Regions from separate parts of the Homo sapiens genome. Here region 2 is linked to region 1. Evidence: read pairs that join two places in POLR2A ChIA-PET (ENCODE). Cell type or tissue: MCF 10A. All regions are shown on one strand.

The links. ChIA-PET counts read pairs that join two places held together with the same protein. Peaks named below come from ENCODE experiments on the same cell type or tissue, not always from the same donor. Only the 100,000 strongest peaks of a DNase experiment are listed, where the experiment ranks them.
Region 2: POLR2A ChIA-PET joins it to region 1 with 5 read pairs; 2 of 35 experiments call an interaction of 5 or more read pairs at or near these places.

What each region holds. Positions count from the first base shown.
Region 1 is chr2:178,057,115-178,062,114 of GRCh38, forward strand. The region is part of intron 1 of PDE11A (phosphodiesterase 11A); the gene reads right to left. Among named protein-coding and RNA genes, the nearest start is that of PDE11A, 13 kb to the right of the region's middle. In MCF 10A, no CTCF peak of the experiment used is centred here; no DNase peak of the experiment used is centred here.
Region 2 is chr2:177,878,939-177,883,938 of GRCh38, forward strand. All of the region lies in intron 4 of PDE11A (phosphodiesterase 11A), which reads right to left. Among named protein-coding and RNA genes, the nearest start is that of PDE11A, 190 kb to the right of the region's middle. In MCF 10A, no CTCF peak of the experiment used is centred here; a DNase peak (open chromatin) is centred at 2,603.

The DNA.
Region 1 (5,000 bases):
ACTATTCCTTTGAGCTTTGGAGCATTAACTGTTGTGATCACTGTCTTTGGAAATGTCATTTAGCTGTTTAACAAAACTGGTCACAGATGACTTTAGAAGAATTGCGGGGGTTAAGTAGTTTCTAGGGTAATGGTAGATAATCCAAATAAAAATATCTTGAGTCCAAAAACAAATCTGACAATCTTGGAGGACACTTCCTGGAAGCAAGTAGAGAAGTACAGACTAGAAAAACATAAATATTCTGTGCTCTTGGTTCTTCAGGGGAAAGCAGAAGTGGTGGTGGTGGCAGAGCATTTGCTTTCACCAAAGGCTGAGCTCTGGCTCTTTACATACATTAATGTGCTTCAAGTTACCACCCTTACATCAGAGAGTTCCCAGCCTGACCTTTTATATTCTCCCTAGCAAATCACTCTGCCTTGCCCAAAAGATATCACCACGGTGATTTAAATAAACATATGAAATGCAGAATACATTTTCTTTGCTCCAACATTGCCATTATTAACTACATCATCACCACTGGAGTCACAGTCTTTCTCTCCTGCTCCATCCTTCCAACCTTGTTCATTCCTCTTCTCTACTGGTAATAGATGAATTGCTTGATCCCCTGAACCTTCATGTCTCCAACAGTCACAGCCTGGAGCATGATAGCCCTGCACCTGACCAGTTGACCAGGGAACCTGTCCTACCCTTATGTATGAGAAAATGCAAGGACTCTTGGCCTACAAGTGCCCTAGCTCAGCATTATTTTATTTATTTATTTTGAGATGGAGTCTCACTCTATCACCCAGGCTGGAGTGCAGAGGCGTGATCTCGGCTCACTGCAACCTCCACCCCCTGGGTTCAAGCGATTCTCCTGCCTCAGCCCCCCTAGTAGCTGGGATTACAAGCACCTGCCACCGTGCCCGGCCAATTTTTCTATTTTTAGTAAAGACAGGGTTTCACCATGTTGGCCAGGCTGGTCTTGAACTCCTGAACTCATGATCTACCCACCTTGGCCTCCCAAAGCGCTGGGATTACAGGCGTGAGCCACTGCGCCTGGCCCCTAGCTCAGCATTATTAGCTAAACCCCCTGGTCCTAATCTGACCTTGTAACCCAGTGCTGGTATTTAGGCCACTTACCCTGTGACTGAATTTTTCATTATATTCCTGATATGGTTTGGCTGTGTCCCCAGCCAAATCTCATTTCAAATTGTAACTCCCACAATTCCCACATGTTGTGGAAGGAATCTGGTGGGAGGTGATTGAATTATGGGGGCAGATCTTTCCTGTGTTGTTCTCATGATAGTGAATGAGTCTTCCAAGATCTGATGGTTTTAAAAATGGGAGTTTCCCTGCACAGGCTCTCTCTTTGCCTGCCACCATCCACGTAAAATGTGACTTGCTCCTCCTTGCCTTCTGCCAGGAGTGTGAGGCCTCCTCAGCCACGTGGAACTGTGAGTCCATTAAGCCTCTTTTTCTTCCCAGTCTCGGGTATGTCTTTATCAGCAGCATGAGAATAGACTAATACATTTCCTTTCCCTCATTTATTCATGTAACATATAACATTTTTATTGAGTATCTACCTACTATGTGCTAGGTACCATGCCAAACACAGGGAGTGCTACAAAGCCAAGAAAATCATAGCATCTGCCTTCAAGGAGCTCACAGTCTAATGGAGAGAAAGACAGGTGAGCCAAAATTAAAGCAACCAAAACTGGAATAAATAGCAAGAGTCATACAGATAAATTACTATGGAAGTTAGTGGAAAAAAGAATGAACTTCCATGGAGAGTTTGCCATTCTCATTATTTATCTTGACAAAGTCATAGTCTAGGCCTCATTCCAGTCTGGCTCCATGAGCCTGCATCCAGTGCATTCACCCAGGGTCCTGTGCCAAGAAGAGTCCCCAAACCCACCCTTGAAGTTTAATGCACTACAGTCATTATCTTGAAATTCTTAATAATTTTATTTTGGAATTTTTATTTTGTACATGAGGTCTGATGGAGCATGCCTCAGAGGTTCACATACAGTCCAGCCTCCTGATGGGTTCTCAGCCTCTGCCTCCTGCCCTAGCTCCATGAGCCCTGCCTTGTTCTATTCAGGGCTGCAACAGGGTCAATGAACAGAGATACCTGTGTTCTACTGTTGCCCTCTGTGTCTAGCAGGGTCCAGGGTATGGGTATGGGGAGAGTCAGTGTCCCTGGGTAGGGAAAGGCCCTGGCCATCTTGGGATGTCCCCACCCCAGGCCGGCAGCACCATGGCATGTTCATTAAGTGACTCTATGGGGGCTTCCTGCCCACCCCTGATCCAGGTAGCAAGCTTGTCAGGCACAGAGGTTGTCATCTTTTGGGGCTTGCCCATCTACCATGGGTCGGGTGGCTGCCTGCAGGGGCTGGCCTAGGGAAGGGGAGATTGACTTCCCTGTCCCTAGAAAGACCCCTGTTTTCATTTTTCACTGAGTCCTATAAATTATGTAGCTGGGTCTGATCCCAGTTCTTGACCTTGTAACCCTCAGAGCTTAGAGGCAACAATCTCATTAGCAAATTTCCTACCTCCAGTGTCCTATTTCCCAGAGTCCTATTCTCCAATCCATTCTGAAGAGTGAAAACTGAAACAGGAAGAATCATCTCCCTGTGCCATTCTGATCCCTTTCCCAAAGCCTAACTGGCTTTCCCTCTCAGATTTTGTTATGGGCAGTTAATCATGCACACAAGCACAGGCCTGTGAAAATCATGACCTGCTGGAGAGGACGCTCACCACTTAAAGGCCCTGGACTTTGACGGCATGCAGTGACTGGATGGGACTGGGGCTGGGGCCCACTCTGGGTCAGGTTGAAGCTACATTTGCCAGCCTCCCTGCACTTGGCTATGGCCACATCCCTGGGTTCTAGAGTCTAGAAAGACATTGAAATATGAGCAAGAAATGTGTGCCACTTCCTGACAGGACAGGAAAATCTCTCATTTCATTTCCCATTTTTCTCTGTCTCTTCCCTCATCTGCTGATGGGCTGTTAATGCTGACAGCACCCTTTGAACCCCTGTGTTGAGGCTCAGGAAGGAAAGAATCCTCTCTTGGAGGAGAGCCATCTATCAATCAGGAAGACTGTGCTGAGCCTCAGAAGAGTGAGAAATGAGCTTCCATTGTGTTACTCCTGTGTGCCACTGAGCTTTGGAAGGGTATCTGAGAAAGCAAATATGGTTTCTTTAAGTAATGATTAGTACATATATGGAAAAAAAATAAAAGAAAACAAAAAGAGAAGAGAAAAATTAGTCATAAGCCCACACTCAGAGATTACCTCTATCAATGTTTTGGCATATTGACCTCCACCCTTTGACCATGCAGTATTCTAATTTCTTTTTACTGAGCCCAAACAAAGTGACAAACAGTGTTAAGCACTTTTCAGGTTTAATCTTGGCAACCTCTTAAGACAGAAGGTATCATTATCCTCATTTTAGAATTGCAGAAACTAGCAACTAGAGAGGTAAAATATGGCACAGCCCTTGGATATGGTGGAACTGGGAATCGAATTCGGTCTGATTCTGAAAATGATGCACTCCACCATTTCCCTTATGCGTCTGTTGTTACTGTTAAGAAAACTGAGATTCTGTTGAATAAACTTTGTTCACTTAATAGTATTCTCTGAGCAATCTCCTATGATTAAATATTCCCTTTTATAATATATCATAATTGATTCATCCAACCCTCTAGTTGGATGTTTGGATTGATAATTTATTATTATTATAGATAATACTGCAACAAGTATTCATATAGACAAATCTTTGCACATACCCATAAAATTTTTCTTAGCATGACTGGAATTGTTACATAAGCCATTGTAAATATTCTTTTTTTTTTTTTTTTTTTTTTTTGAGACAGAGTCTCACTCTGTCACCCAGGCTGGAGTGCAATGGTATGATCTTGGCTTATTGTAACTTCTGCCTCCTGGGTTCAAACAATTCTCCTGCCTCAGCCTCCCAAGTAGCTGGGACTACAGGTGCGTGCCACCACACTTGGGTAATTTTTTGTATTTTTAGTAGAGGCGAAGTTTCACCATATTGGCCAGGCTGGAGAAGTTGTGACTATTCTTAAGGCAGTATACGGTTCTTGCCAAATTATCCTATATCAGTTGTGGTTGGCAGAGTCGGGCAGTGGGGGTGTGATTTTACTACCAGGGGATATTTGACAATGTCTGGAGACTTTTTAAATTGTCCAGACTAGGCAAGTATCTAGTGGAGAGAGGCAAGGGATGCTACTAAACAACCATCCTACAATGCACAGGTCACCCTACCTCCAACAAAGAATTATCTGTCCAAGATGCCAATAATACCCCTGTTGAGAAAGCTAACCCACATAATGACCTCATCAGTGTGTGTCAGTCTTGAGACAAAATAAAGTTTATAATAAAGTCTCTTCCACTTACTCAAACATGATCTACCAAGCGTCTACTCTATGCCAGATCCCGTGGTAGGTACTAAGTTAGAATTCAAGCATGAGGGTGAGATAAATAGGGAAGAGTAAAGAGAGGAGGTGGCTCGGAAGCAAAGTTTGACTTCACTTGGTAGTAAGAAAGCATATCTATTCCATTTTATACCTTCATATCTTTCTATATAATTTTCTATTAAATTATTTCCATGCGATTCTTCATTAAATATATAACCTCACAAGGTAGTCACAAGAAATGATTAATATTGCTATATTGCTACCTACAGGAATGGTTGATCCTGATTCTTTTTAGGCTATTTCTGAAGAACAAAATTAGTTTTTTCTTCAACAGAAACCCAAAGTCTTAAGTATGAAACATTCTTATAATGACAGTAGCTCTTCTTCCCCCAGTTGACCTTTTTGTTCTTTAACATAGCAAATAATCTTAATTTGGTTAAGTCAGAGGTAGAAAAATATTTTCCTGCCCTTTATATTTTAAAACTCCTTTCTATCTATTCACAGCAGGCATGAGTAAAAGAAAGGATCAAATCAGAGGCTGTTCCTCTTGTTCATTCATTTTAAAAATGAATGGCAAAAGAG
Region 2 (5,000 bases), 180 kb before region 1:
CACTTGGCTTGGTATAAGATTAATCATATTATCAATAAACTGTTAATTGTTTCTGCATTTCAAAATTGAGCAGGACATTTTTTTAATTCCTGATCTGATAAATGAGATTAAATTCTCCAATATTAATAAGAATGCTTCATTTGGCCTACTTCTTACTATTGATTAGAATAATTTACAGCGTGGTAAGAGTAGATGTTAATTTCTGCAAATCTGATAGCAATACAAATAAATTTTATCCAAGTAAAGATGCAAATGATTTCTGTGCAGGAGAAAAGAAAAGCTCAATGGTTACAATTGTATTATCCTGACTGGTAGTAACCATTTTAAAAAGCTAATCTAGCAATCTTATGCTGGCATTCTTTCAGTGCCTATTTTAGAACCAACTTTGCCACTCTGCGGTTTCTCTTTTTGATGAGTTAAACAAATCTTTGATACATGCTTGCTTTAGATTTCTGCAAGAGTTAAGTTTTTAACTTTTTGAAAATTATCTTTCAATACAACAAATACGTACCGTCTTATGTGTCAGGCAGTGTAGTGTACAATGGAATTACAAATGTGAAAGTAAAAGAAAATAAAATCTCTGCAGTTATGGAGCTTGCTTTATGGTAGGGAGCTTAATTTGCCCTGGCTCCTCAAAACTAGTGCTCCCTGGAAAAAATAAGTGCACTTCTGGTTTCACATCTTAAGAAAACAAATGTGAGAAATGTCCAGAGAATGAAAGAAAATAAAGATCTTTTAAAAATATTTTTTCCATCTGAGGAATAGCAACTGAGGGATATAAGAAATGGAATAGGAAATAATAGCGTTTCAAAGCCATAGAACCTGTAGATCTACAGAGAATGGATAAGATATATACATCTCTTAATGAAATGACAGGATGTTTGAACTCTTGTAAAAGAAGTTGGAGAAACTACTAAAAGGAAAAAACACTTTTTTCTAAAATGTTAGAACATCTTACTCCAACATAAATTACAAGCTGAAAAGAAAAATAGGGACAAAACTTTTATTTGTTTTGTTTTCTAAATTCATTTTTAATGTATAAGGGGAAAGTCAAGGACTATGTATCATTCAACTTCAGCATTCCATAGAATGCATTAGCTGTGTCCTCCAGTAAAATGGCTTATGGTGCCATGATCAAAGTCAGACACTGTATTCATGAACCACGATTGACCTTGTATGTAGGAAAGAACTGAACCTTCCCTAAAGAGAGGTCTGGCCTTTGTCCTTGGCTCCTGAGAGATAATCTCTAAACCCTTGTAATGCCTGATTAATGTGCAAAGAGTAACAGTGTGATTTAGAATGGGGGCTTCAAGCCACACCAACAATATGATTTGGGTGGGAGCTTTGGGACACATGGTATCAGTTGACCACTGGAGGAAAGGAGTCAGAGGTCAGCCGCATGGGCAGGTCAACCCTATTTTTGTGATCAAGCCCCAATAAAGACTCTAGACACTAAGGCTCAGGCCCCGGTTGGCAAAATTTCATGCATCTTGTCACACATGATAGCCAGGAGACATTGACACTATCCATGACTCCATGAGCAGAGTCCACATGTGGAATTTTCCTAGACTCTGCCCCATGCTAATGTTAATCTGTATGATTTCCTGTAGTAAACTGTAACTGTGAGTGTAACAGCTTTCAATGAGTTCTTTGAGCCCTTCTAGCAAATTACTGAAACTTAGCATGGTCTTGGGAACTCCAAAACTCATAAATGGTGTCAGGAATGAGGAAAGTATTGTAGACTATGTTCCCTAACTTTACACTTATATCATAATTCTTAGGTTCCTGTGTCTTTAGAAGAAAAATGAAGATACTAATCTTCATTAGTGTCTTTAGAAGAAAAATGAAGATACTGATGTTTACTGATCTTTGGTTAAATATTGATTATCCAGTGTGTATAAAGTACTGGATAGCACAGGGAGATACCAAAGAAATAATAAATAAGGTCTCTAACCTTTTAAGACTTAACATTTGTGATGGTTAATTGGTATGTGTCAACTTGACTGGGCTAAGGGGTGCCCAGATAGCTGGCAAAACATTATTTTTGGGTGGTCTGTGAAGTGTTTCTGGAAGAGATTAGCATTCGAATCAATAAATTGAGTAAAGAAGATTGTCCTGAGCAATGTGGGTGGGCATTGTCCAATCCACTGAGGGCTCAGATAGAAAGGAAGAGGAAGGGCAAATGTGGTCTCTTTGTTTGAGCTAGGACATCCATTTTTCCCCTGTCCTCAGACACTGGGACTCCTGATTCTCTGGTCTTTGAACTCAGACTGAATTACATCACCAGCTTTCCTGGTTCTCTAGCTTGCAGACAGTAAACTGTGGGACTTCTTAGCTTCCATAATTATGTGAGCCAATTCCTAGAATAAATATCTTTATCTCTATCTATCTATCATCTATCTGTCTATCTATCTATCTATCTATCTATCTATCTATCTATCTATCTATCCATCTATCTATCTAGTCTCCTATTGGTTCTGTTTCTCAGGAGAACCACAACTACTGCAACATTTTAAAGAAGAAAAATTTAAAGTGCAAGGTGAGTTGACCTCTGAGGTTAGATTCACAGCCAAATTGACCCTGAGTCATCAGATTATTTGGCAAGGCAATATACATGTGGCATTAGTCCGTGATGAGGCAGCAAGATGAACAGTTGAGAAGTAACATAATTCTGGAGATGTAAATTCATCTGCCAGCCTCTCAGTCCTCAAAAGCAGGAGTGGGCAAAGGATGGCCCATGGGCCATATCTGGCCTACCACCTGTTTTTATTAATAAAGTTTCATTGTAACAAAGCCATACTTATTAATTTAAGTATTGTCTGTGCCTGCTTTCTACTATAACAGTAGAGTGAATAGTTGCAATTGAGATCGTGCAGGCCACAAAGCCTAAAATATTTAGTAGACAGACCTTTATTTTTAAAAGTTTGCCAACTTCTCTGGTGTAGAGCCATTTCTAGGCCAGATCAGTTATTTTTGCTAAATTGTTAATGGCTAATGATAGGTTAATGTATTAATATTCCCATGTAATATAGCTATATTCAGAAAGAGGATTCTTGGAGACATAATCTTTTAATTTGAAACAGTATTGCAATGATAGAAATTTTAGGCACCAGGGTAAGTGGTAAGAGATATACTCGAGGATATATCCCCAGTTGGCAGGGGACAGTTCCACTCCAATTAAGCCTGTTGTCCAGGGACAATTATTAATAGTGCCCACTTTCACGCTCACAAGTGTCTTTGAATAGCAAATTCTAGGCAGGCAGGCCATTGGCTGCTCCTCAAAGCATCAGACAACTTATATTTTTAAAAAGAATTGAAAATATAATGCATTCAAAGAGAAAATTGTTTATAGTCAGATACCTGGGTTAAAAAATAAAACAGCAAAAACGGCTTAAATATTTGGATATAATTTAACGGGATATATAGAATGACATTGCAGAAATTATGACCAATACCAAATAGGTGAAGGCATAAATAAAATAGAATAGAATTTATGCTTTATTCCTGACTTGGACCAATTATATAATTCTTAGTTTTATTAATTTTAAAAGTTTACTATCTAAATCCAACTTTGATTTTATTATACATTTACTAAATGAACATGGATTAAATAAATTAATATACACACACTAAGTAAAAAAGAGAATCTTATAAGGGAAATATCAGAAGTGGTTTCTAAATCAATGACACAAAACAACTGGTTTCAAGCTTCCTTTGCTGCTGATCAGCCCTGATTATTGCACCCTGGGGAAGGGAGTGTACCTGCCAAGTGAAGTAAACAAAACATCTCCCTGCTTGTTCTTTGGAAAAGCTCCATGGACAGAAGTCTTTTTGATTTGGATATTTATCAAGTGCTAGTTGGTCTGGCTTCTCTCTGTTCTTTTAACTTAAAAACAAGTTAAAAAAATAAAAACTATACTCAAATAGATATTCCGGGCACCAAAATAAAAATTATCTACTAAGTAATCATGATTTTTGTTTTCTAATTTTCTGAATCTCTATTTTTCTATAAGAGGACTACTCAAAATGGCAAAAGAATGAATTAAATAGGCCAAGTGTGGTGGCTCACACCTGTAATGCCAGCACTTTGGGAAGTCAAGGTGGGTAGATAACTGAGATCAGGAGTTCGAGACCAGCATGACCAACATGGTGAAACCCCGTCTCTATTAAAAATACAAAAATTAGCCACGCATGGTGGCATGCACCTGTAATCCCAGCTACTCAGCAGGCTGAGGCAGGAGAATCGTTTGAATCTGGGAAGTGGAGGCTGCAGTGAGCCGAGATGCACCACTGCACTCCAGCCTAAGTGACACAGCAAGACTCTGTCTCAAAAAAAAAAAAAAGAAAAAGAATGAATTAAACAATCATCTCTTACTATGCTTCTTAATAAATCTCTTACTTATGCCAATTTACTCTAATCATTTATTCATGCAGTCAGCATTTATCAAATACTTAGTGCACCAAGCACTGCTATAGGCTCTATAAACACCAAGGGGCACAAACCATATCCTATCCTTGAGAAACTCACAACACAGTACAGAGAAGCAAACAGTTCACAAATGTTTCACCACAATGTATGTCCAAAATGCTACCAGTGCACAGAGGAAGGTGTTAAGGAAGTCTTCATGTGAACTGTGTGACAAGCAGGAACGCTCTAGGCTGACAAGTGGGGGAAGTTTCCCAGGCTGAGGGAACAAATCAGTTCGTTCTGGGAGAAAATAGAGAACTCTCAAAAGAGTTTAACTGAACATAATTCAATAAAGGGGCAAGCTATAGAAGTGTGGGTAGGGTGAAAAGAAGCCCATAAGGAATGGTGAGGCACCCAGGCACTAGCAACTTTGGAAAGCAGTTAATACTCCTAGGTCTGAGGTTACACAAGAGGGAGGGAGGGGAGAAGGGAAGGGTGATTTTGAGATCCTGGAGGTGATTTTGATATCCATGTGAAGAGAAGCCATGGAAAGATCTAGCCACCACTAGAACTGGTAAACAAGGAATGAGGA